4 separate regions of the Homo sapiens genome follow, and regions 2, 3 and 4 are each linked to region 1. Evidence: chromatin loops called from intact Hi-C (ENCODE). Cell type or tissue: IMR-90. All regions are shown on one strand. Each heading gives the region's core, and the rest is flanking DNA. Links, peaks and the distances in the headings are about the cores only. Region 1 holds the start of FOXD1 (forkhead box D1). Region 2 overlaps FCHO2 (FCH and mu domain containing endocytic adaptor 2). Region 3 has its middle 39 kb from the start of LINC02230. Region 4 has its middle 35 kb from the start of FCHO2-DT.

Region 1 (7,714 bases), core at 901-5,900:
AAGCAGTCGTTGAGCGAGAGGTTGTGGCGGATGCTGTTCTGCCAGGCGGGGAACTTCTCCCGGTAGTAGGGGAAGCGGCCGCTGATGAACTCACAGATCTCGCTCAGCGTCAGCCGCTTCTTGGGGCTCTGCAGGATGGCCATAGTGATGAGCGCGATATACGAGTAGGGCGGCTTCACCAGCGGGTTCTTGGCGCCGCTACCCGCGCTCCCGCCGCCGCCCGCGCCGCCGCCGCCGCCGCCCCCACCGGCTCCTGCCCCCGCCGCCGGGGCCGGGCCCGGGGGCGCCGGGGAGCCCCCAGCAGGCGGGGCCAGCAGGATGTCATCGTCGTCCTCCTCCTCCTCCAGATCCTCCAGCTCGTCCTCCCCGGCGTACGAGCGCCGCCGCCGCCGCCGCTGCGCGGGGACAGCCAGCCGGGGCCCGCCACCGCCGCCCTCGTCGTCGTCCTCCTCTTCCTCGTCTTCTTCGTCCTCGCCCTCCCCCACCACGTCGATGTCTGTTTCCTCGGCGAGGCCAGAGGCATCGGACATCTCAGTGCTCAGGGTCATAGCTGTGGCGCGGCGGCGGCGGGGCGGCGCATGGGGGCGCCGGGCTCCGGGCTCCCTCTGCGCCCCAGCCCGGGTCCCGGGCGGCAGGCCCGGCCGGGGGGCGCCACGCTGGGGGCGCTGCGACTGCGGCTGCCGGAGCTGCGCCGGGGCTGCCGGGTGGCGGCGGAGTCTCGCGCGCCGACTTTATAACTCCTGCGCCGCCGCGGTAGCCGCGCGGATGCTGCGCTCCCTGGGCTCCGCTCGCGCCCGGCCCGGGCGGAGGACTTGACCTTCTCCTCTCGGAGCAGCTTTTGCCCCGTCAGCTGAGGAGGGGGTGGCGGGGCCCGGGCGGGCGAATCAGAACGCCAGGCGCCCAGGAACGTGCGGGACGGGTGAGAGTCTAAGAACAGAGCTCGGCGAGGCCAGGGCTGAGTCCAGGAGAGGGCGGACCTTCCTCGGCTTATAGCAGAAGGGGGCCTGTCACATGGTGTGCACGTCAGAGCGCTGCCGAGGGAAGGAAAGCAAGCCTAGGAAATCAGCCCTTCTCGGGAGAGAAAATTCACCCGTAGGAGGGAGGCAGCAGCTGAGAAGAGTGGGGAGGAGAGGGGACCTCACTATTTCTTGCCAAAGAGGCTGATGCCCGAATTACGCGGCTGTCTGCACCGAGGGCCGCTGCACGAGTTAGACTTCCCAGCCTCCTCAATTAGTCCTCCACCCTAACCTCAGAAGCACACCCGCGACACTCTGGTTTGACCCCTCGACAGCCTGTAGGAGCCTTCCAGCCGGGGGATAACCACCCCATCCTCTGAGGTGGCCCCTGGGGGACGCTCTGGGGTCGGTTGGGGGTGTCCAGCCCCTCCAGATCGGGCGAGCGGCCCCCCATTGGATCTGATGCGAAGCCCCCCAATTTAAGCACGATAATAATTGTTTATTGACCCTTTAACCCATTCTCTTCGGTTTTACTCCAAAGACGTTTGTTTTCCGCCATCTGTTAATAAAAACGCTGTGAGACTGGCGTTTTACTCACTTCTCTGCGATTGAATGCCCTAGAGACTTGACAGTTAAACTAAGCCACTCTAATGAGACGATCTGACAAATGTCATGGGAATAAAGAACGTAATAATTGAATTCGGAGAAGAAATTGAAATTTTTAGTGAAAACCCAAATACACGCACAAAAATTGCACCTAGAAACTACTAAAAAGTTCGACCAGCCTGGCCAACATGGTGAAACCCCGTCTCTACTAAAAATAGAAAAAAATTAGTAGGCGGCGCCTGTAATCCCAGCTACTCGGGAGGCCGAGGCAGGAGAATCGCTTGGACCCGGGATGCGGAGGTTGCAGTGAGCCGAGATCGTGCCACTGCACTCCAGCCTGGGCAACAAGAGCGAAACTCCGCCTCAAAAAAAAAAAAAAAAAACAGAAGTTCGTTCATAATGGGGCTATATAGTTCTCAGTAGGAGGAACATTCTAGTCAGCACTTTGCATAGTAATCTCAAAATACTTAAATTACATAACATATACATATTTCTACTGAGGCTTATTAATAGAAACTATAATGATAGATGACTTTAAGATAAACTTTTTAAAAATGTGTTTTTGGAAAATCCTTAAATATTGTTAATCCTTTCTGGTGAGATGAAAATTTTTTTTATGAGATTAAAGTTCCGCTCAATTCAGTTTTCTTTTCGGGTGACAAGATAGTGGAAATAATTAAGATATGATGCTCTTTTAAATATACCTATCTTTATCACCAACTCAAACGAGCTATTTTGGCTAGTGGAAAAATCCTAATAGTTTGTTGAATTCACATTCACTTATTTGTGCATTTCCTAAAATGCTTCTATTTCAAAGAGGGGAGCTTGTCCCAAAAGTTTAACTTTCTGATTAAAATGACCCCTTGACAAGAACTAAGAATCAAAATTCAATGGCGTTCTGTAGGAACAGCCATCAGCTGCCCTTGTGTATATCATTTTATCGACCAAGTACTTTTCACATTCTGAAACGTGTCATTACTACCGCTGTCAATCACAGAGCCTCAGAAATAAACTGTTTCCCCATCTAAAGACCTCTATTAAAATCGAGTTTTTGTTGCTGAGGACTGCTACCACCAGTTACTCTTACAAGTGACCCATAAAGGCTATCATAGGTCTTTGAACAATCTATGAGAAAGCCTCGACGTTCTAAATAAATTATTTTTCATTAACTCTTGTTTGATATATGGGTGAACAATTTAATTACTGTAATAGGCTGAGCATTAACCTGAGCCAACATTAATCAGCACTATTAATCAGGCATCACATTGCTTTGTTGATGCAGCCAGGAGTCCTTACCAAGGAGTTCACTTTTACATTGGAAAGTTTAAGTTTTATAAGTACTCAGTCGATATCTAAATAAACACCATGACTTTCGCAGCACTGAGGGTTGGTGTGTGGCGAAGTTATTCAAAGATGAAACAGAGAGGAAGAATTTGTTCGCAGACCATTAATGACTTTAGATGACCGGTTACAGCCATCATTCCGTTCATGGCGCGGGAGATAGACTGCGTTCGTTTGTAACTTTGTCCGCAAGTTCTTCCCCCAAAGGGTTAAGAGGCTCTTCCCTGGAAACGTTTGCAGAATGTGGCGAATTATCTCCTGGCCACTCCGGGGAAAGTTTTAGGACTTACTGAAGGTCAGAGTGGAAGATCAGCCCAGAGGGACCGCTGCAGAGACGGAGAAGTGTCACTAAGATTTAGGCGAGCTTTACTGAAGCCCCACATGTGGATGTGACCACTTGTTTTGTTTGCTTAGTTAAGCTACATGTTTGTATGCAACCTTTAGCTCCGCAGTCGCGAAATTCCCCGAGCGCGGAAACTCAAGCGATTCACGTCTTGCGCGACCCCCTTGTCTCCCCCATCGTCCCCTACCCCGGGCCTCCTTCTCTACAGCGCTCCCAGCTTTCGGCCCCAGCTGGTAACTCTCCCCCGGCTCCCCGCCCCCAAGCTGGTACAAGGGACCAAAACCTTTCCCAGAGGCGAGCCGGGGAAGCGACGCGAAGACCCCCGTCCGGCGCAACCCGCTCGCGTGGACGCGGAAAGTGGCGGGCGGCGGGTCCCGGTGGTGCCTGCGTAGGGCAGAGTTGCCCCCTGGCGGCGGTGCGACGACCTGCGGGCCCTCGCGCCCGGGCCGGCAACTCCCTGGGAGCTCGGCCCGCGCGGGGAACTCGCCCAGCAGCCTGTGTTTCTCGAGTGTGGGCAGCCGGCTCCCGGGCGTCCCTCCCACCGGCTGCGGGGGCCCGGGACTGGGCGGTAGTGGAGGCAGGTCCTTGGACTGCAGGCTGAGGCTTTTTCCCCCCACGAGCGGTTTGGGCCCTCCAGGAGCCCCTGCGCGGGGGTCACGTGGATTACGCTAGGTGAGAGCCGGAGAGGCTGCGCCACCGTCGGGAGGCTCCCTGCCTCCGCCCTTTGTCCTTTGCCCCTGACCATGAGCGCCCCAAGCCCAGGGACCTCCTTAGGGGGATGAAGGCTGGAAGAGACCTGGGGGCTCAGACTTACGGGGAAGGAACCTAGGCTATTCCTTGTGCATCCCAGGATTTTACCCATGAACGTGAACATGAACGTGTTTTCAACCCCAGCGGTTCCCCTGGCGCCTCGACCCTCCTTTGAAGAGTCATTCTAGAAGGCTGTATTGCGATAGTGTTTGTACCTGTCACTGTGAGCCCTGAAAAGAGACAGAAGAAAACGCGAGTGCCTGGCCTGAGGGTGCTCCGTCCCGTGGGTAGCCAGGTAGGTAGTTATTCTGCCCGATGATGAGGTCCTCCTGACGCCCCCGCGAAAGGGAGGGATGCCGGGAGTCGCTGCCCCAGGGCCCATTTAGCCTTCGCTGTCCTTCCTTGGGGCTACAGGCATTTCCATTCCTGTTAAAATCAAGAGTGTGGGGGCCAAAACCTGGGCTCTGAGTTGTTTATTGTTTACTAGGGTAGTAGGGGAAGGGGCGAGTAGGGTTGTAAAATATACGTAATTTACCATTTTAATCATCTTAAGTGTATAGTTTAGAGGCATTAAGTACATTAACATTGTTGTGCAACTATTACCACTATCCATTTCCAGAACTTTTCCATCATCCGAAACTGAAATTTTGTACGCGTTAAAAAGTAACTCCCCATTTCCCCAACCATCTTTCTACTCCCCCCAACCTTTCGCCAGCCCCTGGCAACTACTATTCTACTTTCTGTCTCTATGAATGTATCTACTCTAGGTACATCATCTGAGTGGAATCATAATCACATTTGTCCATTGTGTCTGACTTATTTCTCTTAGCATAATGTCTTTAAGGGTCGTCCTTGTGGAAGCATGTATCAGAATATCTTCTTTTTTACGGCTGAATAATGTTCCATTGAATGTATATGCCACATTTTGTTTATCCATCCATCCATTGGTGGACATTTGGGTTGCTTCTCTTTTTCTGTTAGTTTTTGAACCTCCACTCACTTAGTTCTTTGTCTATTCTGCATGCAGTAGACACTGATAAAATGTTTGATATATTCATTTTCCTCTATCTTTTTCACCCCAGAAGCCCTCAAAGGAAGCCCATTGTCTTAACAGAGCATACACATTGGGGAAGTGAGGGGGGACGGTTTCTGCTGACAGAACAACATAAGGGGGATTCGCCCTTCTGGATTTGAAACCTCAACTTGTTCACAATTTTGAGACTTTCAGGTTCAGACTCTGCACATCACCTTCAGTAAAAAGGCATAAGTCGGGACTCCTCCAGAATTATTTCTGGACAAATTTGTGATCATCCCTACTCCCACCCCATGCTTTTACACCCTTAGTCCCCCTCCTTATCTGTCCTGATCCTTGGGAGCCCCAAGATGATCTAAAATTTTTCTCTGGCTGTCTAGGGCACTCCACTTCAGCATTCTCCTGTGGTGTAACATTACCTGCCACTCATGCTGGTTCCCATGCGCCAAGCTAATTTCAACAACGGGTGAAGTGGGTATCTCCATGTGATGGCTGAGGAGACAGATTCTGGGTGTTGCTACTAAGCCTCATGGAGGCAGCCATGACAGAGCAGAGCCTTCTGTCCTCCTGTTCCAGGTCAGCAGCCTCTCCCAAGGCAGGACTCCATGGGCCAGCCTCTTTCCTCCCCCACCCTGCTTCTTCAGGCCAGCTCTTATTTGGTCTGACAATAAGTCTGAGGTAAGCTGTTACTGGCTGACGGTGTTTGGTGCCTTTCCCAAGAATGGGTACATTTTAACCTGGGCATCCTCTTGATACCACCTTAATCAAGGTTCCAGTGGTGGGTCTTTTATAGAGGGTGTGGTTGGGAGATGAGATTCCTTTGTGAAGAAGATATTTTAGTGGCCTCTAGGTCCCACTAGGCAGCTTGTGCTTGCACGACAATTCCTTAAACAAGCATTTCATGGCCTGAGCAGGGCTCAGAAATCCTCAAGAATTCAGAATGTCAGCAAAAGTCCAAATCTGTGTTTCATAACACCAAAATTATTTACATGGACTCAGAAATTTTCCTTACATTGTTAACCTGGACTGGTCCTCCCATCCTAACACACACCCACACACAGACTTACTTAGCTCCGCATCTAAGTGGTTTGTAGTGGCACATGTTTAGATTTTGTACCCCAAAGCTCAAAAAGTATTTTTTATCATGAATTTAACTGAAAAATACACATATTTCCATTCCAGAGAGGACTCCTCTTGTTGGGGGCTAACTTCAACACCAGACTCTCCTGAGTACATCTTTGCAGCTCTATAAACTTCTGGTATTTGTTCACATTGTCTAATAATTTCCTGGAAATAGACTTAGTATTTTTAGTTATAAGAAGAATTGAAAAATAATATTGCTGTTCTAGAAGAAGGCATTTATTTATTTTGCATTTGTACTTCACCCAGAGGCTGGCTGTGCAGACAAATCTCTCTGCTTGGGAACGACAGGGCTCTCTAAAGTAACTCTAGGGATGCAGCTGTCTACAAGTCACACTGAAAATGAAAAGTATGTTTATGAGGTCATGAGAAAGTCTTGTCATAAGTTGTAATTTTGTGTGTGTATTTAAAAGGTATTTGGTGACCAACCTTTTCTGTCTCACACCCGCACACACACACTATTGCCTGATTTCCAGGCTTAAACTGAGACTGAACTATCACCTGTCTGTTACGCATATGCAAACACACTGAAACCTCATTGTCTACACTCAGTGTGGCACTTCACCTGATACCACCATCTGACACCAGGCTGCAAGTCATAGGTTGCAGTCAGGTACATACACCCCTTTGCAAGAAGGCATTCTCAAAACCTTCCACTAGAGGCACGTGTGAGCACCTTTGCTAGAAAGCTTTGGTCGGCTAGCCTTCCAGAGCAGAAAAAACTGGGAAGGGCCTGAACCCAAAATTTACATAAAAGTAAATACAAATAATGAATGATTCCCTACTCTTCAGAGACATGCAAAATAGGAAAGAGAAAACTCTATCAGATTAGCAAACTACATGAGGATGATGAACATGATGGTAGGAATTCAATTACACACTGCCTGTGGAACTATAAAATTGTACAAACCTTTCAGCAAACAATTTGGCAAAACAGAGCTTGTATCTTAGTGTCCGTTCCCTTGAATCCTTTCATTCTAAGATTCTATTTTATGGAAATAACCAGAAATATGAGCAAATATTTATGTTCAAAATGTTTGCGGCAGTTTTTTTTTAAGAAGCAAAAAAAAAAAAATAGAAACATTCTAAATGCTCGGGATTAAATATATTATTCTCATGATGGAATATTTTGCAATCACTAAAGCGAGGTCCGTGAACAGTTTTAATAACTTGAGAAAATCTTAAAGTTAAGAGAAAGGTTCAGATAGAAAATTACATACAGTATTTTCTCAATAATTCAATGTACTAAACATGCAAAAGACTGGAAGAAAATACAATAAAATGTCAATTGGTTAACTCTGGGTGAAATTATGGGTGGTTTTCATTTTGTTATTTATATTATATTTTTCTATGTTTTCCAAATTTTTCAGCCTGAGCAATTTCCAAAGTGCTGAGTTGAGACAGCTGAGGAGCACAATTAGTGTAAAAGAAAGACTACAGATGGAACAGTTCATATCATTTGAAGCATGATTATAGGAATAGACATCAAGAATTTAAAGCAAGCATAATACATATATCAAAGAGGGAGGGGACTTATTAGTAACA
Region 2 (7,714 bases), core at 881-5,880, 370 kb before region 1:
TAAGATGAACCACAGGGCTTACCCCAAAGAGCCCTTGTAAATTTGTAAGCAACATGTGAATAACTCAATAGACAAATAACCTATGGAAAGATGCTTCATGTCAGTAGTAATGAGAGCAGTCAATACTAAGATAACAATGAGGTGTCAGTTTTAGCCCATCAGATTTACAAAAATGAAAGTTCGCTTTATCCAGTATTAAGAAGGTTATGATCACTTGTTAATAGGATGCAAGTAAAACCTCTTAGAAGGCAATTCTGTTAGATTGTTGAAAGATGTAACCTTTAATTCAACAATTCCACTTCCAGAAATCATCAGAAATACACAGTTGGATGAAGATAAGGCATAAAGGATATTCGCTGTAGCATTGTTTAGAAAGCACCTAAGTACATACACATCAGCAGAGGAGGAAATTAATTACTATAGCCATTAAAAAGAATGACATGGATCTATGTTTGCATATGCCTGAAGAGTCTGGAAGGATATATGCCAGGATTCCAAGGGATAAATTTCCTACTTTATATTTCTCTATTTTTTTAGTTTTTAATAGGGTAATTTTATTAAAATGGCTTGTTTCTAGAAAAATACTTAAAGAACAAAAAAGTGCTGCCACTTAAATTGACTTAAAGTTTCTTACAGGTGTTCATTTATTCAACAGATGTGTATTATTCAGTGCATGTAATTGCTGGGAGTAGGACAGGGAGACAGTAAAGATCAGTAATATTCTATGGGCTGGACTTTGTTGCTCTGGTCTATAATCCCAGTACTTTGAGAGGCTGAGGCGAGAAGATTGCTTGAGCCCAGGAGTTCAAGACCAGTCTGGGCAATAAAAAGAAACCCCATCTCTACAAAAAATGTAAAATTCTCTGGGTGTGATGGCACAAGCCTGTAGTCCTAGCTAGTACAGAGGCTGAGGAGGGAGGATTGCTCGAGCCCAGGAGGTTGAGGCTGCAGTGAGCCATGAGCATGCCACTACACTCCAGCCTGGGCAACAGAGTGAGACCCTGCCTCAAAATAATAATCATAATATTCTATGTTAGAAAATGAGTGGTATGGAAAAAAGAAAAAGTATAGACTAAGGTAAGGAAGATTGAAAATACAGTTTTCAGTGTAAATTTAAACAGAGCAGTCAGAGTAGGTCTCCTTAAAAAGGAGCCATTGGACAAGGAGCTTAAGAATTTGAAGGAATTATAACATTTACTGTGAGTCATGTGATTAAACATTTGAAGTTGGAAGCATTCTAATTCCAACTTGTGGTACTACGTGGTGACCTTTTTTCTCGTGTTCTAAATCTGAATTCTTATAATGTATGAAGAATCTTTGAATTCTGTGTTGAATGTTGGAAGATTCGCAAACTTTACACGCATAATTAAGAATTCCTTCATAAAATGCTGATTTCTGGGCCCTGTCCCTAAGCTGTTGAATCAGATTTTCTGCAGTTGGAGCTAAGGGAATGTGTGTTATAAACAAGCACCACAGCAATTTTGATGTAAGTAGTAGTAGGTCCCCACATTGAGAATGATCCTTACTCCTTTGAGATAGGTCTGCTTCACTCTGCCAACAGATAGTCCCCTCATTAGATATTTTTGATTTTGTGGACTTACATGTTCAAGTGTCCATGTCATTAACATGACTTCTTAACTTTTCAGGCCAAAAACAATTGTTTGTTCTTTTCTCTTTAAAGGTATCATCAAATGGTATTCAGTCCACTCCTCTGAATCTTGCAACATACTGGAAATGTAGTGCTAGCACCACAGATCTTAGAGTGGATTATAAATACAATCCAGAAGCTATGGTGGCACCTAGTGTGCTTTCCAACATACAGGTGGTGGTACCAGTGGATGGAGGAGTAACGAACATGCAGTCCCTTCCCCCTGCAATATGGTAAATTAAACATACGTTTCTGAATTCCCACTAAATTTTTGTTGCAATCCCCAACTTCTAGAACCCAAGTTCTGTAAGTTTTCTTAGAAGTTTGAAAAATTTTTGTGCCTTTTTCCATAGAAACCACGCTGTAAAAGATGCAGTTCATTTTACTAGTCAAACCATAGTAACCTTAATCAAAAATAAACAAAACTAGTTTTGCTCTAAGTACCACCCAGACTTCAATGATTCCATACTAACTTTACCATTAGGCAGAGTGCTTGACCTCTCTAAACTTCTTTTTTTTTTTTTTTCATTTAAAAAATACAAATATTTTATGGATTAAATATAGCATCTGGCAAGTCTATAGGAACAGGAACACCTATCTAATTAGTGTTTAATAGTATTAGTTACTGCCATCTCTTAGCAACTTCTCCTGTCCCCTCTGTTAGTATTAGTATAGACTCTAACCGCTCTTTATAGTTACTTCATCATTTAATAACATGTGTCTTCCTTGACTAATGAAGGTACTGATCCCTATACACATTCCATTTTACTTTCTCTGACCAATAGGAATGAGAAGAATTACATAATTTGGTAAACTTCCATTAATTGAAAAAGATACAGCATTATGTTTATACTATATCATAAACACATTTTCACCAGTTAATACTACTTAAACTTAGCAATATATTTGTTGTAGTGAAAATATTTAAAATACACTTATTTATTGAGGTCCCATTCATGTATCAGGTACTATACTAGACACAAAACCTGAAGATATCTGTTCTTATTGCAGGAATGCAGAACAAATGAAAGCCTTTTGGAAATTGTCTAGTATTTCAGAAAAATCAGAAAATGGAGGTAAGTGTGTGTGTCCTTTTTTATTTATAAAATGATGTCACTGAAAATTGATTTTTTTTTTTTTTTTAAAACAGAGTCTAGCTTTGTTGCCAGGCTGGAGTGCAGTAACACAATCTCAGCTCACTGCAACCTCCGCCTGCTGGGTTCAAGCGATTCTCCTGCCTCAGACTCCTGAGTAGCTGGGATTACAGGCACGTGCCACCACACCCAACTAATTTTTGTTTGTTTGTTTTTTTTTTTAGTAGAAACAGGGTTTCACTATGTTACCCAGGATGGTCTCGATCTCCTGACCTCGTGATCTGCCCACCTCGGCCTCCCAAAGTGCTGGGATTACAGGCGTGAGCCACTGCGCCTGGCCATGGGTGCACCGTTCCTGGAAGCACTGCAATACCTTTTTTAAGGGAAAGTTTATGTAAAGTTTCCTCCTGGAATTTCATGCCCTCAGTTCTAGAAATGACCACTAGGTGGAAGTTAATACCTTTAGAATGGACCAGCTGAGATTCAGAACACATTTGTTCATCTAGATTGAGTATGTGTTCTCTATAAGAAAAAATTTATTTTGCCATAACTTTATAAATATTATGTAAATACTTCTTATATTTACATGCTAACATTAAGAAACTATACCTAGTAAATTTAAAGAAATAGAACTCTATGTTCCATGTAGGTAACCTGATAACTAATTGAAACTGATTTAACACAGTTTAGTTCATTCTGTTAACGGGATTCTCCTGACCTCCCAGAAATCATGTAGACGCTTCCAGGCTTTAAAAAGCCCCTTGCCGTCCCGGCACAGTGGCTCACGCTTGTAATCCCAGCACTTTGGTAGGCCGAGGTGGGTGGATCACTTGAAGTCAGGAGTTCAAGACCAGCCTGGCCAACATGGTGAAACCCCATCTGTTTTAAAAATACAAAAATTAGCTGGGCGTCATGGTGCACGCCTGTAATTCCAGCTATTCAGGGGACTTAAGCATGAGAATCACTTGAACCCAAGGAGGCGGAGGTTGCAGTGAGCTGAGATGGTGCCCCTGCTCTCCAGCCTGGGTGACAGAGTGAGACTCTGTCTCAAAAAAAAAAAAAAAAAAAAGCCCCCTTGCCTTCTGCAGTTCTCTAAAAGAACCTTTTTCCTGTCCATTTCCCCCTATTAAAGCTAACTATCAGCAGCATTCAATTTTCTGATGATTATTTTAAGGAGAAGCAAGTTATGCTTCTCTCACTAAGTACATCTGTTTGTGTTCATAATGCCAAGGAAAAGGCTGTCCTAGCTGATCACTTCTATAACTCAACTTACAATAAGGATGTAATTCTTGGGACAGCCAAGTCTTTAACATAGTCTTATTTTCTCTTAATCAAAAGAGAATTCTTCTGCCTTCTTTTGAATGCATAATTTTAGTCTACAATAACTTTTCTGCTTGTTTTTTTAGGGTTTGGTTTTGTTTTGTTTTGTTTTGTTTTTTTGAGACAGAGCCTTGCTCTGTTGCCCACTCTGGAGTGCAGCGGCATGATCTTGGCTCACTGCAACCTCTGCCTCCCAGGTTCAAGCAATTCTCCTGCCTCAGCCTCCCGAGTAGCTGGGATTACAGGCACCTACCACCACATCCAGCTAATTTTTGTATTTTTAGTAGAGACAGGGTTTCGCCATGTTGGCCAGGCTGGTCTTGAACTCCTGACCTCAGTTGATCTGCCAGCCTCAGCCTCCCAAAGTGCTGGGATTACAGGCATGAGCCACCATGCTCAGCCTAGTCTCCAATAACTCCTCTATTTGATAGGTTTTTTGGCTTTTCAAATGTTGCTGAGCTTTTTCTTTTTGAATATTTTGAGCATAATATAAAACATATCAGTAGCTTTTCTCATAGATATTTCTGTAGAAAGGACCGTAAATATGTCTGTGTTGTTTATTCATTTACACCTGCCATGCAGAATAAGACTTTTACTGGAGAGCCATACATTGGGTGAAATAACCAAGCAAATCTTCAGTTTCTTTTTTGCTGTTTGGTACTTATAGGTTGCCCACTTTCAGCTGGCCAACTGCATTGACTTTAACCCTAGCTATTAATATATAGCTTTTTGTGAGCCAAGCTGAAATTCCTAGTTTAAATTGAAGTAAACCAGCAATCCTGTTTGCATTAAGGGCTTATAACCAGTTTAGAAGGACAAAAGGATCTTTTTCCCCAATATAATGAAACTATACTATTGTAAATAATTAACAAGAAAGAAATTTGTTCTCTCAAAAATAAGACACAGGCTGGGTGCAGTGGCTCATGCCTGTAATCCCAGCACTTTGGGAGGCCAAGGCAGGTAGATCGTGAGGTCAAGAGATCGAGACCATCCTGGCCAACATGGTGAAACCCTGTCTCTACTAAAAATACAAAAATTAGCTGGATGTAGTGGCACGTGCCTGTAGTGTCAGCTACTCGGGAGGCTGAGGCAGGAGAATTGTTTGAACACGGGAGGTGGAGGTTGCAGTGAGCCAACATCGCACCACTGCCCTCCAGCCTGGCGCAGAGACTCCGTCTCAAAAAATAAAAAAATGAGATACAAATTTTCTAACCAGATTTTAAGTTTCCCTCTGCTATTCAGGTATCAGGTGTTTCTGTGAGGAAATGGAAAAATCTTATAAATGTGGTTTTTGATGTGGTTAGTCAAGCCTTTGAAAAGAATATCCAAGGCCAGGCATGGTGGCTCATTCCTGCAATCCCAGCACTTTGGGAGGCTGAGGCAGGTGGATCACTTGAGGCCAGGAGTTGGAGACCAGCCTAGACAATGTGGCAAAACCCTGCCTCTACTAAAAATACAAAAATTAACCAAGTGTGGTGGCACGTGCCTGTAGTCCCAGTTACTCAGGAGGCTGAGGCACGAGTCTAGCTTGAACCTGGGAGGCAGAGGTTTCAGTGAGCCAAGATTGCACCACTGTATTCCAGCTTGGGCCTTAGAGGGAGACTCTGTCTCAAAAAATAAATAAATAAATAAATAAATAAATAAATAAATAAATAAATAAATAAGAATGCTGTAAAATAGGCTGGGCACGGTGGCTCACACCTGAAATCCCAGCACTTTGGGAGGCTGAGGCGGGTGGATCATGAGGTCAGGAATTCAAGACCAGCCTGGCCAATATGGTGAAACCCTGTCTCTACTAAAAATACAGAATTAGCCAGGCATGGTGGTGTGCGCCTGTAATCCCAGATACTCAGGAGGCTGAGGCAGGAGAATCGCTTGAACCCAGGAGGCGGAGGTTGCAGTGAGCCAAGATCGTGCCACTGCACTCCAGCCTAGGCAACAGAGTGAGAGACTCTGTCTCAAAAAAAAAAAACACAAAAAATTCTGTAAAATAGAAATCTGTTTTCTGTTGCTGACTGTGTACTCAGAAGAGGGACAGGAAATATTTCTAAGGTGATTGTCAAGGTTGTTGCTCTTGGTCTATGGTAGAACTTTTGCACAACCAAATTGGTTATCAAGAATTGTAAAAGTTTGAGGGCCTGGATAGTAATTAAGAATAAGGCAGCAGTTCATCTCCACTACTGATCTATGCCTCCAGGCATAATAATACAAGTTGGATCAATGTTGTGACATCCTATTCTCCATTTCTCTGTGTAGTGTTAAGCTTCTGTGCAGGGGATCACAGGATCTTACTGCTAGTACCTAGCATTTCTGTCCATTTGCTCTATCCAGAAACCTGGGAACCCTCCTAGACTCCTCCTTTCTCATTTCTTGATTCCAACTCCTAAATATCTTTCAAATAACTTTCTTAATATCTTTCCTTTTTATTAGCCCTAGTTCAGATCCCCCTTTCCTATCATCTAGAGTCCTAAACTGTTTTGACTTGCAGTTGGTCTCCCAACCTTGCATCTTGTGCTTCTCTTCCCTTTTGAGACACTAATCTGAAATGTTCTTGTCTTCCTTATCTTTGGTGACTTCCCATGGTTACATCATGAATTTCTTACCATGGCCTGGCCCATGCTACCACTCTAGTCTCATCTGCCACTCCCCTCTACCTGTATCCTGTTCTCCTGCTAATCTGATATAGATGCTATTTCGTTAAATGCATCATGCTCTGTCTCTGTATCTTTGGTAACTTCTGCCTAAAATACACACCATCATCCCCACCACCATTTATAATTTTCAGCTGAGATAGGTGCTTTTGTGCCTGTAGCTCCTCAGAGCTCCTTTACAGCATTTATAATATTCATTATAATTATTGGTTTACTGTTCCTGCCATTCCATTAGACTGAAGTATACTGAATAAATGGTGATGATACTAGAAACAAAACACCTCAGAAATACCTACTTGGCATTATGTTAGACCAGTAAAACTTTAAAAAGAAAAGTGAATAGAAAATAGCAATGTTATACAACTCTTCCCAACCGTAGTTACCTTTCCATCTTTACTTCTTCTACTACTCAGTAGTCATTTCTTTTTTAACTTTATGCCACCTATATCCCTCCTAGGGTTTTTCTCTGGGCTGTCCTCAGTTACTTCCTTCTTCTCTTTTGACTCGCCTCAACATGCATATAGCATAGGAGTCCAGTAGTTAACATCTCTGAAGATTAGTATTGAGTCAAAGAAAAGCATGGGTTATTTACTTAATGAAAATTGATATTCACTAAAAAATATGAGATTTGGAAACAGGATAATAGTTTGTTTACTGTGCACATCTAATGAATGTAGCACAGGACTGATGTAGTTTAGCTTACTTGCTCATTTGATTCTATTTTGTTTGAAATGTATTTTACCCTGTGTAAGTGCTTTATTCTTTTCTTTGTAGGTTCTGGGTCCCTCCGAGCAAAATTTGATCTTTCAGAAGGACCTAGTAAACCCACGACACTTGCAGTACAATTCCTCAGCGAGGGAAGTACCCTTTCAGGAGTAGATTTCGAACTTGTGGGCACTGGCTATAGGCTTTCCTTAATAAAGAAGCGGTTTGCTACTGGTAAGTTAGGAGATTTCAAACTTTTTAATGTACATGGGAAACATTTGTATTCTAACAGTTAT
Region 3 (7,714 bases), core at 1,650-6,649, 150 kb before region 1:
AGGCCTAGTTGTGGCTTTAATTTTTGTAAATCAAGCCTCAAGTTTTTCTTCACTCTTTTAGCCAAAGATATGTTTCCCAGGATGCATGAAATAAATAAATAAAATGTACCAAATTAGAGATTGTGAGACATGTATGTCACTTAAATCCTTTGTAGGCAAGCAGGAATCACTGATTCACTAAATTCTGTCCTAAGTTTTTTTTTCTCCTAACCATTGTCTTCATAAGATCATCCCATACTTGGAAAACATTTATCTAATTATCATCACACACAATGGGCCCGCTGCCAGCTGTTTTTTATTTTAACTTCAGATTCTTTCCAGGGTGTTTGTTTGTTTTTTTCTTGGGGGTGGGGAGTAGGAGAGAGGAGTGTGTGTGTCTGTTTTTGCTATTACACAGAACTGATCAGATTTCCTTTTATAATCACAATTAAACTTCCAGACCCAATCATCTGAATATTTCATGTTTAGAAGATCTCGGTGCACATTGACTTAGTCTCAGAAACCTTCCAAGAAAGGAGGTGAGAAACTGATGGGTGAGGTCAAGTAAATCATTCTAGAAACATAAAGAGCATTGATGGACTAGAGGAGCTCAAGGCTGACTCTGAGCTCAGTGTTCTCTCCATCAGCTGAGACTGGGTACCATGAGGTTAAGCCTAAAATACATTACTGTAGTCCCTCTAACAGGAAGGGTAGTCCTAAGAAAGCAGGGCCTTTGTACATCTTGTCCACAGCAGCCCCCACACAGCAGTGGACAAGATGCCTCATCCCCAGCACCTGCTTGGTGTTTGATGTTGTAGTTGGTGAGCAGCAAGTACTAGTAGAAAATGAATTACCTTTGTCACTCTGCCCCCTACAGTAGCGCAAGTGGAGATTCATAAAATCTCTCTACAAAACAGGACTGTCAAAGGACTGTCAGGCATTTAAAACCTGGTCAGACCAGTGGCAGCTCTCAAAGGGGCTTAAGGACAGCAATGTGGCTGACGGGAAATATGTTGGGCTTATGGATGCACTGGCACAGCCAACACAGTTTTACTTCCATTACATTTTATTTCAGGTTTCCTGATGGAGTCTATGGGGAGGGGCTCAAACTTCTTCTCCACTTCTTGGCACCACAGTGGCTCAGATCAATAGGCTAGGGATGTGAAGCTGTGCTCATGAAAATTGGAGGACCAAAAAAAAAAAAGACCGAAAGATGCAGGGGTCTTGGGAGAGGTTTCCCTCTGCTGCAGAGTCGGCCTCCCTACCCCTGAAGAGCAGGGAGTATGAGGAGGAATGTTTATGAAATGAAATCTGGATAGTCGCCCAGACCTTCAGCTATAGATAATATGTAGAACATTCTAAAGGGACAGCATTTTCATCAGGCATCTAAAACCTGTCAGAAATGGAGCCCTAAGTTACCATTCACTCTTCCACTGCGTGAACAACAGCCCATGTGGCCCACCCTCACCCCACCTCCCTGAGTAAAGTGGAGATGGCTTAAAATAACCAGTTCTCTTTAAATGCATATGTATTCTAAAGGGGCTAATCCTGTAAATAAGGCATGCCTCTGTGAGATTTACTTTTGTGAGAATCTAACAACTAATATTAACGAGTATTTAGATTTAGGAAAGAGAAAGGTACTTCAGTATTTATTGGACTTTTCTTGCTTTCTTTTTTTGGAGGGGTGGAGAAAAGAGGATTAGTGAGGGGGATGTTATTAAGTTAAGGAAAACATTATTGCTTGTTTTGTATGCGCGAGGAATTAAGTTTATAATCTAGGAGAGGAAACAGGGCAAACACCGGAATGACTCTGAAACACATCTGCGTCAATGGTAGCAAACAAATTACTGTGAGAGTCAGGGGACGGAAGCGTTTTGCAAAGCCTTGGAGGATTTTGACCAGCGGAGATGGGAAAAGGGGATGCCAGGCATGAGAAGGTTCAAGAGAAGGTCTGGGGGCAGGCGAGCCAGAGGAATCAGACTGCTGGAGAAGGTGAGACAGACAAGTGCTCACAGGAGAGGTGGGCAAGAGAACTGGCATGGGAGCCAAGGTCATCCCAGGGAGGTCCGAGTCAGACAGGCTCGGGGCCATGACCAAACTTCTGCAGTGGATCTGGTGGGATCTTGTTCAATCAGCAGTCTGCAGCCTGGTGACTCAGAGGCAGGGAAAACCACAGAGGCTTTTGGTGAGATAAGGGACATCAAGTTGGCCTTAGACAATCGCTGTGGTGGTGAGTGTTGGGTGGGCTGGAGGGAAGGGAATGGAAGAACGGGAGGCTGGCTGGCAGGCTGTCCCAGTGATCCAAATGAGGAGGAATTGAGGACTGGCCTACAGAAGGGACATAGGACATGGAGGAAAAAAGACAGGAGAGGCAAAGCATGGACTTGGAAAATAAGCAGGGAGAGGCGACTGGCCTGCGCCTTTACCCGGAGGAGTCCTTTTGAGCTATGCTGAGTTTGACAAGCTAGCAGGCCTCAAGAGCACTACTAGGAAAAGGGGGACACACACATGTCAGCCTCTAAGGAGGTGGAGGCCCTCTTGGAGGCTTTGAAGAGTCAAATGAACAGGGGGTACCAGAGGGTGGAAGCAGAGCAAGGAAAGAAGCGGGGTAAGCCTTTTGCAAAAGCTTTCAATTTTCTCTAGAACAATTTACAAGAACCCACTAGGGAGGGGAAGTGGGAGCCTGAGGGGAACCCACTAGGGAGGGGAATTGGGAGCCTCTGTTACATAGTTTTATATCTTTCAAATTTTGAACTTCTTGCATATACAGTTCTACCTGCTGTAATTCAATTTTAAACGGTTGGGCTCCAGAGCCCTGGTGGCTGCTTGTTGTAGCAGACACCCTGCTTTTCACCCACATGAAGCTCTGGTGGCCAGCCCGGGGTAGGTGTTCAGAAACCTCAATGTTTCACTCCTTTCTACCCTCTATCTCCCAGATAGTTGAAGGTTTTTTTTCTGTTTGGGATTCCACTTCATTACCTACACCGAAAAAACATAACAAAGTTCTCGGTTTCATCCCAGACGCCTACAGGTCAAGGACGTTTTGGCTAGGTCCTCTCTCAGCTGGCATCAGTGCCAAAATCCTGCGGAAAAGAAGAGAGTCTGAGAGAGTAGGGAAAGAGGTTGGTGGTGGCTGATTAGGAAACTGTGGAGAAAAGTCCTTGTCATTGCCCCAGGTAGAGCCGACCTGGGAAGCAGCATCGTCATTGGATTATCTCGGTCGTTCCCGCTCACTTAGGCCAAGCAGGCGATGGGTGTCTCGGTTCTGCCTGGAACTGCCGTTTTTCGGAGGGTGGGCCGCACCCCGCAGTGCGTCCAACTCTCCCAGCTGCCTAGATGTTCCTTGGGCTTGGGACAAAGCCCCCACAGCTTCCAGGTGGGCCCGGGGCGCACCCTAGCCCAGGATGGGGTGGCCAGCTTGCTCCCTGCCCCTCTCAAAGGCTGCCCATTCGTCCTTAATCTTTCTGGCAGATTCCACCAGGACTCCTTTACCATGAATTGTCCCACCGGGGGCCCCTGTGCCTTTCCGTCGCTGGCACCGAACTGCGTGGCGAGAGCTGGGACAAAACGCCGGAGCGGCCCGGCGGGGGACGCACAGGCGAGTCTCAGGGCCCCGCCCTCTCCCGTGTCCCCCTGTTCTGCGCGGGCGGGCTGTGCGGGCCTGGCCAGGAGCCGGGTCGGAACTCCGTGCAGCGATGGCAGCTCGGGCGCGCGCCTTGAGGAGCCGGTGGGGTGCTGGGGGACGGAGAAGGTCCCAAGGTCCGGGGCGCGCGCTTTGCTGCCGCTGGAAGCGCGCCCCAATTGTCGCGCCGCGTGGTTCGCTCGGTTAAAGCCCCGACCCGAGGGTTATCGAGCTGCTTCCGCCCAGTGGATACGAACCCGGACTGTCCTGAGTGCATTTTTTTCCTCCCTTATAGTCTGTTAAATTGACTAATAAACCCAACGCAGCGTTCTCTGTGCAGCTTCAAAAAACTCAGTAATTTCGTTAGAAAACGTTGAAATCCGACCCCAAAGTATTCAGCCCAAATGTTTAGTTAAAGTAACCCCGTGGGTTAATAAACTAAACAAAGGCAACCCATGCAAAACCGGAGCAATGAAAACCAGGCTACATAAACGAAGGGAAGTTTATAAGAACTCTTTGGGAGGAAAAAAAGAGAAAAGGCACCGGGCACGGAGGTTTAATGTGAAGCATGTGAGCGGGGCTCAGTTTACAGGTACGCGGGCCGATGGCGAAGAGCGCTGTCAAGCGGCCTCGAGGATTTCGGGGGGTTTGCGCCGCCGAGGAAACCCTACCCGGACGAGGCGAGCAGCCTGGTGGCCCTGGCGGCCGCGAGCTCCCGGCTGCCACCGCTAGGCGCCCCCGCCCGGCCCGCCGGCGCTCCGAGGGCAAACCCGGGCGGCACAGCCGTGCGCCCTGGGCTCCGCGCGCCCAAGGAAAGGGCTTCCCAGTCACCCTGCGGCGACGCTTCTCCCTCCCGGGAATGACACCTTCGCTCGCTTTCACACAGCCAAGCCGTTGGAGAGGCAGAAACAGTGGGTCCCGAGCCCGCAGGAGAAGTTCCCATCCCGCCCCTCTAGCCCTCGGGCGTTGGCAGTGGAGTAACAAAGACGCTGCCGCGCCGTTGACCCCGAAGAAGCTCTGATGAAAAGGAGGGCGGGCCGCGGGATAGGAGTTTCTACAATTAGTTTTTTCTGCCTTTACGTTCCCAAGAAGAAGCCGAGGAAGTAGAAAGGAGAGAGATCTGGGAAAGGCAAGATCCAGAAATCAGGAGCCATTATGTTTCTCATTTTGGAGAAAAACTGTAAAACAGCTCGGCCTCTTGTCCACCTTGCCCCGAAGGCAAGTCTGGATATGAAAAGAAAAAGGCGGGCAACGGAGGAGATTTATTTTTCATTTTAACTTTCCTCTCCCAGGCTTCCTCACCCCCTGCCCCCTTCGATTCCTAGGAGGGGCGGCCCCAGCCCTCGGAGCCGATTCTCGGCGCTGCGCTAGGACATCAGAGGCGATACAGGTTCGATGTTAAATGAACCTTCAGGCCGCCGGACAATGGCGCAGACCTCACACGGGGGCACCGCGCCTTCCCCCAGCCGTGCTCGGCTCCCGCCGCTTCTTTATTTCACGTGGTGGAATCCTCCGCGTCTCCTACAGCCGCCGAACCAATGGGCAGACCGGGGAGAGCGGGACGCGCAGGAGAGGGTTTGAAAGGAGGTGTGGGTTTTAATTTTTAAAGAGCATAATTGGGCTGAGGAGGGTTATTTTTTCCTTGGCCACGGGAAAAAAAAGAGGAAGAAGGGGAAAAAAAAGTCAGGCGAAACACAACACATTTATCTATCAACCGCTAGACAAGACAAAGAGGTTTTAACAACAGTTTGAAAAGAGCGGCCTGTGAATGGTTACTATTCAATTTGTATTTTATTCCCCGCTGGTCATGGAATTGAGATCAGAAGAAAAAGTGAAAACACATGGCTGAGGTCAGGGGATCAGAGAACCACCACATACAGCAAAGGGAAGGGAAAGCAATGGGAACTCGTGTGAAGAAATGGATTATATAAACAGAGCTTACCATCGCCTGCGCCCCATTATCCTATAATTTACCCTGCATGGGAGCATAGAAATATATTAAACTAGTGATAGGTTTTACCATTTCTTTACAACCCAGCCTCGTGCCAATCAAGCCTACTATATACTTTGAGACATGTTTAGAATTCTTGGACTAATGTGTTTATTTTAAATATCACAGGGAAATTATTACATCACTAGAAAATAATGCCAGAGCGGGGGTCTGCCGCCCTTTTGAAGTCCTGCTGCAACGAAACATGATTTTAATTACATAATCACTTTGAAACTATAATTATACAATAAACGATGAGGATTAAGCGGGAAGTATAGAGTACATTAAAAATTGCTTAGGTCTTGAAAAAACAAACTGAACATGCAGGGGGAAAAGAAAGAGATGAAATCCGAGGTCCTGGGAGGGGGGTTGATAAATCCTGCAATCGCTTTGCTCTGAGCTGCGGCGGGAATCGGAGCCTAGGGCTCTCTTTGCCTGGGCCAAGGGAGCGGGGGCGATGGCTGGAGTCGTGTAGCCGAGGAGAAGCCCGTAAATCTGAGACGGAATCAAAGAGAAGCGCGAAGGATGGCTTCGGGTTCGTTAGCTAACCTTTCTACACGGAAACAAGTAAACAGGGTTGTTGCCTTGGCGTTTACTAAATTCATTTACACTGAAAACCACATGTATGACACAGAGAGGTTGAGCGTTGCCAAGGACTGCTTTGTTTGCTCTTCCCTTCCAGGAGGAAGGGAACGAACGACACGAACGGCGTCGTGGGTACCCTGATGCCCACAATGAGTTTATAAATAACTGCGCATAGGTGGCGCGGGCATCCATCCCACCGCCACTGCGAACACCCCTGGGCACGCCTTGTTCCCCGGGTGCACACGCCTAGCGCGCACTCGGTTTCGCACCAGCTTTCTCTCCCTAAGCTCCTTTCCAGAAAGTTGCTCCGCTGCTTAATTTTGCTCCTGTGTTTGTCTTCAGGTGAGGCCAAGGGCAGGTACATGGTTCTCCCTTCAAAATATAGAAACTTGGCTAGGCCCAGAGTTCGCCGACGTGCGTCTCCCTCCCCTCAGCTTCCATGAGAACTTCTTCCCAGAACTTCTACAGAGCCTGGGGGCGCAGAAACCGGGTCCTGGACGCTGGTCCTCCTTGCCTTCAGATCCTGATGGGGGTTGGAGGGGGTTGCACTGGAGCCCCGTGGATGAAGAGTTCTAGTCCTGAACACAGAGTCCCGAAAGATTTTGGAAGCACCCTGGAGACAGAAGTCCCACAGGTAGAGGCTAGTGACTCTTTTCAGTAGCACCTACTTTCCCAAGTGGGCTTTGCCAGGCCAGAGCGCACTGGAGAGGGAGAGGGCGTGCAATTCCTGATTAGGGACTCATTTTTAAAAGGCTGGTTTTTATGAGCCTGGCATCACCAGCATTCCCTCCAAGGATAGCCTCTGCTCGCCTTCAATATTTTATAGCAAGTGCCCTGGGTGAGGGGGTTGGAATGCCAGTGTCTGGCCCATAAACGTCTCACATATAAAGAGTTACACGCTCCCATTTCAACCGCGGCAGAGGGGAATCCAGGTGCAAGAGGACACTCCAGCTTTTGGCTCAAGCAGAAAATTATGATTGAAAGAAGAAGCTGCGATGTTTAAATTCACCCGCAATCTGGAAGATGTTTTGTCCAGGAACTCAGACATGAGGTGTTGGGAGAAAGGAGAGAAAGTGACACTAAGAATCTTTCCTTGCCTTCACTTGGGCCTCATGATCGCTCCCAACCCTGCCCAGTCGCCCCACCAGCACGAGGCAAATGACTGTCTTCAGCTCCGAACATTAATATTAAGACATCAGCATTGCATTAGTCTGCAATGGACCATCAACGATCAAGAAAAAAATACAAAGGAGAAATGAAATAGCTCATCCGAAAAGTCCTACTGTCATCGTGTTTATTTTTTGCTTTGCTAAGCCCAAGATATAATTTACTCACTGCTCTCTTGCAAACAAAAGGGCCGTGATAGCCTGGCAACGTTGAAGAGCCCCTCTCAAAATCCCCAAGGAAATTACAACTGGGCAGGAATTCAGGAGCCGTTTTTATACCAAGCCCGAAGCGCCAACTTGCACAGTTCCTTCCCAGGATGAACACTGAAGAGGCCAAAATTTAAAAAAAGGAAGGAAGGAAGGAGACTCTTG
Region 4 (7,714 bases), core at 1,050-6,049, 530 kb before region 1:
GGACAGATGTCCCAAGAACCATAATGCGTTTGTGTAAAACAAATGAGAGGGTTCTAATTTGAGCACCCAGAGTAAGGGAGAAGAGTAGATTAGATCTAAGAGATAACTGGAAGGCCAGATGGTATAGTTGTTATATCTGAATGAAGTAAAGGGTCATTGTAGGGTTTTGGGTTAGAAAAGTGATGTAATTGAGAATAGACTATAGCACAAGAGTCGAAGCAAGTAGACCCTTTTGGGGATGCTACTATGAACAGGGAAGAGTTATCAGTGGCTTGAATCAGGGTGGTAGTGGGGAAGGTGAAAAGTGGCTGGATATCTGGATATGTTTTAAGGAGGAATCAACATTTGTCAACATACTGAATTTGGGTTGTGGAGAGAAGAATCACAGATGGCTCTTAAGACTTTTGGTCTGACTTGAGCAGCTGGAAGGGTGCAGTTTACCTTAACCAGAGTAGGGAAGATCTGGCATTTGGTTGGAGACATCCATGAGAAGTAGAGTAGGCAGTTGGAGTTCAGGGAGATAACCTGGCTGAAGATGGAAAGCTGGAAGTTGGTGTATAAATACTGTTTCAAATCATTGGACAAGAACATCATCTGAGGACTGGAACAATTAAAGATGGTAGGGACTAACCCTGTAGCACTCAACATTAAAGTCTGAGAGCTGACTAAAAATCAAAGGAGCGTAGTATTGTGATGTATATTGTCTGCAGTGAGAATTACATTTATAGCATGAAGGTCATTATTTTGGCAGATTTCTGTATGGCTATGGGAGACGTAGAATGAGGGCCATCTCCTTCCTCTCTTCTAGGGTTCTACAAAGCTTGGGCTTCTGTTTTCCTCAAGGCCAAGTTCAGTGGCTTTGTTTCTTTAAAACTGAGTTGTTCAAAAAATTTGGAAGCTTATGAAGAGTGAATAAACAGGCCAAAGTGGCCAGATTACAACCCTGAATATTACCAGCTTGTAGTGTCTACATTCAAAATAAAACACCATCCCCAAAAAAAGATGAGCAACAAGTTTTTGTAATTAGATGAGATTATTTTAGAGTTCATATGAAAAAGTAAGATAAGGCAGAAAAATTGTTAAAACAATAATTAGTGTGGGACAATGCCAGTTTGACATTCTTTTAAATTGTGGCTTCAGGAATTAAAACTGATGCATGAATAGGCAGCTTAGAAGAACTAAGTTTAGATCTAAACATCTAAATACACTAGTATATTTGGAAACTATTTTATGGCACTTCAAAGTATAATTTTTAAAAGGCCAGGTGTGGTGGCTCATGCCTATAATCTCAGCACCTTGGGAGGCCAAGGCAGGTGGATCTTGAGCTCAGGAGTTCGAGACTAGCCTGAGCAACATGGTGAAACCCAATCTCTACAAAAAGTACAAAAATTACCTGGGCGTTGTGGCACTTTGGTTGGACAAGTTGGGAGGACTGCTTAAGCCCAGGAGTTCAAGACCAGCCTGGGCAACTTAGGGAGATGCCCATCTCTACAAAAAATAAAATTAGCCGAGCATAGTATCGCACACTTGGGGTCCTAGCTACTTTTGGGAGGCTGGTTCGCGAGGATCACTTGAGCCTAGGAGTTGAAGATTGCACTGAGCTATGATCATGCCACTGCACTCCAGACTGGGCAGCAGAATGATACCCTGTCTCAAAAACAACAGCAACAAAAGTCTGCATGACAGTAAAGCTTGGGAAAAACTTGACAGACTCCTTTCACAGAAAATGGTAATGTTCTAATCTATAAAGCACTACAAGTCAGGATGGCCCAATAGAAAAGTAGGCAATGGGTATGTATAGTTCATTAGTTTGAATTTAAGATTTAAAGATAGTCACTCCAATCAACTGAAATTTAAAAGGTCACACACACATTAAAGGTGAAAGAGGTTTGAGGACATACTCTTATCTAGGGAATACAAAAACAGACATTCACACATCGCTAGTGGGAGTAAATTAGTACAACATGAAGGGAACTTACAAATTACTAATATATTTAAAATACATTTATGTGTGTGTGTGTGTGTGTATAGTTTGACCTATAAATCATCCCCTAAGTAACCTGCATGATAGCCCATAAACAAATGGAAAGGTGCTAAATATCTTCACATTCACTGAATTGGCAAAAATTGAAAACTCAGTCTCTATCAATTGTTAGGATGAATGATGGAGGAATAGGAATTTACAGTGATGATTTAGTCCAACTACTTTGGAAACCAATTTGCCATTACCCAGTAAAGTTGAACACTTGCGTAGGCTAAAACCTATGCCTACCCCTAGACCTATGTTCTACCCCCAAGGTGTATGTACAGTGTATATATGCCTTAGAATAACTTGACATATGTGCCAGGAAACAATGTATATCAGCATTGTAATAGCAAAAAAAAAGGAATAACCCAAATGCCCGAAAGAATGGGCAAATTTTTAAAATAGAGCTTGGCCAAAAAAGCCAGTCTCAATTCTGTAACTAAAGAGAAGCCATTTATATCGAAGTTTAAAAACAAAAAATACATAGTGATGCATGTATACATGTATAATACAAAATTAAGATGGTTACATCTTTGAAGCAGAGCTGAGAATACAATCATGAACATCTGTGTACCTGGGTGGTGGGCACATGGATATTCTTTAAATGGTACATACTCATTTCACACATAACTTCGTTGCACCAGAGAAGACCTATTTGCTTACTATGCAATGGCAGCATATCTTTATTTTTATTTTATTTTATTTTTTTTTAGCAAGTTTGCCTTTTACAATAGAACTAGGACTGGGAAAAAAGGCAGTTTTTTGTTTTTTGTGTGTGTTTTTGTTTTTTGAGATGGAGTTTTGCTCTTGTCGCCCAGGCTGGAGTGCAGTGGCACAATCTTGGCTCACTGCAACCTCCGCCTCCTCGGTTCAAGCGATTCTCCTGCCTCAGCCTCCTGAGTAGCTGGAATTACAGGTGCCCGCCACCATGCCCAGCTAATTTTTTTTTTTTAATAGTAGAGACAGTGTTTCACCACGTTGGCCAGGCTAGTCTCGAACTCCTGACCTCAGGTGATTGACCCGCCTCGGTCTCCCAAAGTGCTGGGATTACAGGCATGAGCCACCATGCCCATCCTAAAAAGGCAAATTTATAACAACACTTATTATATGATGTGTTAACTCAAGATCATTTCTAATCCAGTATTCTTGGGAACTAAAGAGTATAAGAGCTTTTGTTGTTAAACTCAAGTATTCAATATTTTCTACAAGGACAGATAATACATTAGATTGATGCAAAAGTAATTGACGTTCTTACCATTGAAATTTTGTCATCTTTACTGACAAAATTCCTTAAGTACTTTCACTTTTTCACTTTGAAGGCACATATTCCCAACTAGGAAAGTATATCTGAGATGCTCTCTTCTTAACACTTCCTTACAGTTTAAAAGTTAGCACTTGTTGGAAGGCCCACTCTTTATATGTGAAAAGAAAGGAATTGAAGGTTACTAAATCTTTCCCATGTATGCTAGGATTTTACAAGCATTTCTGTTTTTGTTAAACCTCATCGTTTATTTGTCCTTTGTAGGCATGCACATTTTCCTTAAGATTCTTAGAATGAGTTTTATTTTTCTTGAGATTCTCTTAGGACTCTAAGCTGAAGCTATACCCAGTGATGTATAAATCAAAATATTTCCATTAGAGGGAGCCGTTTACCTAGATTAACCCTGGAATGTTAGTATCAGAACAGTATTTTGTAGGAATGTAAGGCATATACATATAATAAGCATATTTCCACCCCTTAAGGTCACTTACTTCAACATGCATTTTTACATGAAAATAATCTTGAAAACATTTTTTAGAGCAGTTTTAAAATTTCAATGCCATTCTCACCTTGGAATGCAGGAAACCTTCAAGATATTTCCTTAAGTCCAAGTACAGTGTTTATGATATAGACAGGACATTTCAAACGTTAATGTACATGTGTGTCTCCTGAGAATCTTGTTAAAATGCATCTCTTGATTCATTAAGTCTGGATTGGTCCTGAGATTGTGCGTTTCTCACAGGCTCCCAGGTGATGCCTCATTGTTTGTTTATGGACCTCACTCACTTTGAGTTAGCAAGGACCCAGAGAGTTCTTGGGAAATTGAAGTTCCCTTTTAACAACAATAACAAAATAGCATGTACACTTCACAAGATGTCAGAGGCTTTGTGTATTTTGTTTGCTTAAGTATCTCCAGTGCCCTGAACAATTCCTGAAACAGAGTAAATGCTCAGTAAATATTTGTTGAATGAATGAGGACATGTCTAATTGTTTTATGTATATTAACTCATTTAATCTTGACAGCCTCTGAGGTAAGTTCTATTATTCCTGGCTCACAGAGAAGCAAATAAGTCATATGTAGTGAAACCAGGATTTGAACCCAAATAATTGATCAGTGTGACTCAAGAGCCCATGCTTTAACAAAAATACTCTACTGTCACTGCCACCCGTTTTTAGGTAAGTTGTTACCAACACAGAGCTCAAGTATCAGACTGATACAGGTCATTATTGTCCAAAGGCCTGATATATCTGTTTATGGTTGCTTGTTTCTGTCTGATTGTGAGGTTTGCTATGCCACAACATAGAGTCCTGATGATGGTAGTCAAGACTGCACACTGTTGGTGTGCGGAGCATTTCCCCACTCTGATTGGGCTCACACATCGGGAGTGGGAAAGAAACAAGAGAGACATTCAGTCACTCAGGGTTAATGAAGGAACAAGGGGCCCACTAGTCCTTAACCCATTATCTAATGTGGTTAAGTCTTATAGTTTCATCAGCCAAAGGAATGAATTGTCATAATCCCAAATTAAAGATGATTAATAAAGACAGGAGCTCCTCAAGTGTTTGTTGGCAACCAGCCAAATGGAGTTATTTAATATCTATTTTTCAGGGTTTCTGCTGCACCAGAGATCAGTACTAAGCTATCTTCTGTGACTTTCTGATAGGAATTGCCATTCCAGTTAATCTTCATATTATCAGAAGAAAGTTTTATTTGGCGTTGTTACTTTTTCTAATCTTCCAAAGCCACCAATTTAATCTTACTTGCAAATCTGGCCAAAAAAAAATAGACGACTATTTCAAATTTTTCTATCTACCAGAAGTTTGCACATAAATGGTGGGATGTGTGGTATTAATAAATACATTTACTGTTCAATTAATCCGTTTTCTGTCCACAGCAAATTTGTTTTGCGGCTGAAAGTTAAATTCCTGTAGTTTTGTATTTAATATTGAATAATAATGTCCCAATTAAAAAAAATTTTTTTGTTGATTTTGCAATTTGGAAGGAGAAGTGCCAAGCAAAAGGGGGAAAAGAACCTTATAAAACCATCAGATCTCATGACAACTATCACAAGAACAGCATAAGAATAACCACCCCCATGATTAAATTACCTCACACTGGGTCCCTCCCACGACACATGAGGATTATGGAAACTACAGTTCAAGATGAGATTTCAGTGGGGACACAGCCTAATCATATTACCATTTGTAGTAAATTCTATTTTTGCTTGCCTAATTTTTTTTTTAATTCTGCTTTCTTTCTTGAAAGATCTTTTCACTGGGCAGATAATTCTAGGTTGATATTTTTTTTCTTTTAGCACATTGAAGATATCATTCCACTGTCTTGAGCCTTAAATTGTTGTTGTTGACAAGTAAGTCCTCAGTCTAATTACCTTATTTTATTTTATTTTATTTTATTTTATTTTATTTTATTTTATTTTTGAGACTGAGTTTCACTCTTGTTGCCCAGGCTAGAGTGCAATGGCACGATCTTGGCTTACCGCAACCTCCGCCTCCCGGGTTCAAGCGATTCTCTTGCCTCAGCCTCCTGAGTAGCTGGGATTACAGGCATGTGCCACCACGCCCGGCTAAGTTTTTTGTATTTTTAGTAGAGACGGGATTTCTCCATGTTGGTCAGGCTGGTCTCGAACTCCTGACCTCAGGTGATCTGCCTGCCTCGGCCTCCCAAAGTGCTGGGATTATAGGTGTGAGCCACCATGCCCAGAGAATTACCATTTTTTTTTTCATTTTTTTGATAGGTCATCTGCTTTTCTCTTTGTTTCTAAGATCTTAAAATAGTGTGGAAATCCTTCTAATTTATCCTGTTTGTGGAAATATTTCTAATTTATCCTGCTTGGGAGACATTGGTCTTGCTAGGTATGCAGATTAATACCTATTAATAACTTTTACCAGTTCACTTCTAAAACATTGAATATTTTCTTGTCTACTTGTGGAATATCATAAAATGTTTGTTAGACCTCACTCTGTTGTCTTTTAATAACTTTTAGATACATAGATAGATAGATAGATAGATAGATAGATAGATAGATAGATAGATAGATAGAGTCTTGCTCTGTCACCCAGGCTGGAGTGCAGTGGTGCGATCTTGGCTCAGTGCAACCTTCACCTCCTGGGTTCAAGCGATTCTCCTGTCTCAGCCTCCCGAGTGGCTGGGATTACAGGCGCCTACCACCACACCCTGCTAATTTTTTTGTATTTTTAGTAGAGATAGGGTTTCGCCACGTTGGCCAGGCTAGTCTTGAACTCCTGACCTCCAGTGATCCACCCACCTCGGCCTCCCAAAGTGCTGGGATTAGAGGCATGAGCCACCGGGCCTGGCCACTTTTTAATATTTTTATCTCTTTCTCACTGTCTTCAGATATCTAATCTTCCAGTTCACTAATTCTGTCTTCGGTTCTATTTAATCCTCCACTTAATTTTTCCATTGAATTTTTAATTTTATTTATTGTATTGAACTAAAAGTTCTAGTTAATGCTTTTTCAAATCTGGTTACTTTATATAGTCTCTTATTTTCTTGCTTATTATTTTCAATGTCTTTTTTGTGTGTAAACATATTAAACATAATTTTTTTTTCTTTTTAGAGACAGGGTCTCACCCTGTTGCCTGAGCTGGAGTGTGGTGGTATGATTATAGCTCACTGCAGCCTCAAACTCCTGGGCTCAAGAGAGCCTCCTGAGTAGCTAGGACTGCAGGCACATGCCATCATGCCTGGGTAAGTTTTTTATTTTAGTTTGAGACAGGATCGCACCATGTTGCCCAAGCTGGTCTTGAACTCCTGGCCTCAAGTGATCCTCCCACCTTGGCCTCCCAAAGTGCTGGGATTACAGGCATGAGCCACTGCCCCCAGCCAACATAGTTGTTTATACTCTGTGTCTGATAATTTCAATATCTGAATTCTTTGTATGTGTGATTCTCTCTTATTTATGGCACCTGATTTCCTTGTGTTTTGTGATTTTTAAATTTGCTTATTTCATGTTTCTTAGAACTTTATTTGTGGAAGTTCTTGAGGCATGAGTTGAAATTATTGTTGTCCAGAGAAAATTTATGTTTGCCTCTGCTACTTACTTGGCATACAAGTAATGCAGGGCCACTCTGAAATACATTTTCTGCTTGAGAGTTGGTTGATTTTTTTTAAGTACCATGAACTCAGGCTACACATTCATGTAAGTCCTGCTTTGTGGTTATGATTTTTTAGCAGAGATTATCTCCATCTAGTGTGAAGGTCAAATTAGCAAATTTCCTTTCTATCCCCTTCTGTGTGTAGGTTTATTTTGTGCTCAACTTTACCTTGATAATATTGCCTTTAGGGGCCCAATTTATGATAAAGGTGATATTTTAAATCAATAGCAAAATGATGAAAAATTTAATTAACTGTTGTGTTATAACTAGAAACAAAGTTAGATTCCTAT

What was found. A loop is a pair of places that touch in the nucleus more often than their neighbours do. Peaks named below come from ENCODE experiments on the same cell type or tissue, not always from the same donor. Only the 100,000 strongest peaks of a DNase experiment are listed, where the experiment ranks them.
Region 2: a loop joins it to region 1, with 12 times the contacts of the local background. A loop is called at or near these places in 46 of 110 quality-filtered maps.
Region 3: it touches region 1 in a loop (5-fold over the local background); 37 of 110 quality-filtered maps call a loop at or near these places.
Region 4: it touches region 1 in a loop (4-fold over the local background); 12 of 110 quality-filtered maps call a loop at or near these places.

The regions. Positions count from the first base shown.
Region 1 is chr5:73,447,815-73,455,528 of GRCh38, forward strand. FOXD1 (forkhead box D1) reads right to left here and starts at 963. Exons shown (of 1, transcript NM_004472.3): 1 at 1-963. The coding sequence starts at 548. LINC01386 (long intergenic non-protein coding RNA 1386) reads right to left here. Exons shown (of 5, transcript NR_126410.1): 5 at 6,376-6,505. RefSeq lists a silencer at 3,563-3,772. In IMR-90, for the core only: CTCF peaks have their summits at 965 (motif pointing right), 3,137 and 3,658 (motif pointing left); DNase peaks (open chromatin) are centred at 977 and 3,657; H3K4me3 peaks cover 1,648 bases; H3K27ac peaks cover 1,046 bases; H3K27me3 peaks cover 847 bases.
Region 2 is chr5:73,080,102-73,087,815 of GRCh38, forward strand. It overlaps FCHO2 (FCH and mu domain containing endocytic adaptor 2), which reads left to right. Exons shown (of 26, transcript NM_138782.3): 23 at 1,682-1,881; 24 at 2,660-2,724; 25 at 7,488-7,652. Among named protein-coding and RNA genes, the nearest start is that of TMEM171, 37 kb to the right of the region's middle. In IMR-90, for the core only: a CTCF peak has its summit at 3,198 (motif pointing right); a DNase peak (open chromatin) is centred at 3,200.
Region 3 is chr5:73,294,815-73,302,528 of GRCh38, forward strand. No RefSeq gene overlaps it. Among named protein-coding and RNA genes, the nearest start is that of LINC02230, 39 kb to the right of the region's middle. In IMR-90, for the core only: a CTCF peak has its summit at 4,328; DNase peaks (open chromatin) are centred at 2,147 and 4,037; H3K4me3 peaks cover 955 bases; H3K27ac peaks cover 1,255 bases; H3K27me3 peaks cover 605 bases.
Region 4 is chr5:72,917,221-72,924,934 of GRCh38, forward strand. No RefSeq gene overlaps it. Among named protein-coding and RNA genes, the nearest start is that of FCHO2-DT, 35 kb to the right of the region's middle. In IMR-90, for the core only: a CTCF peak has its summit at 3,662 (motif pointing right); no DNase peak of the experiment used is centred there.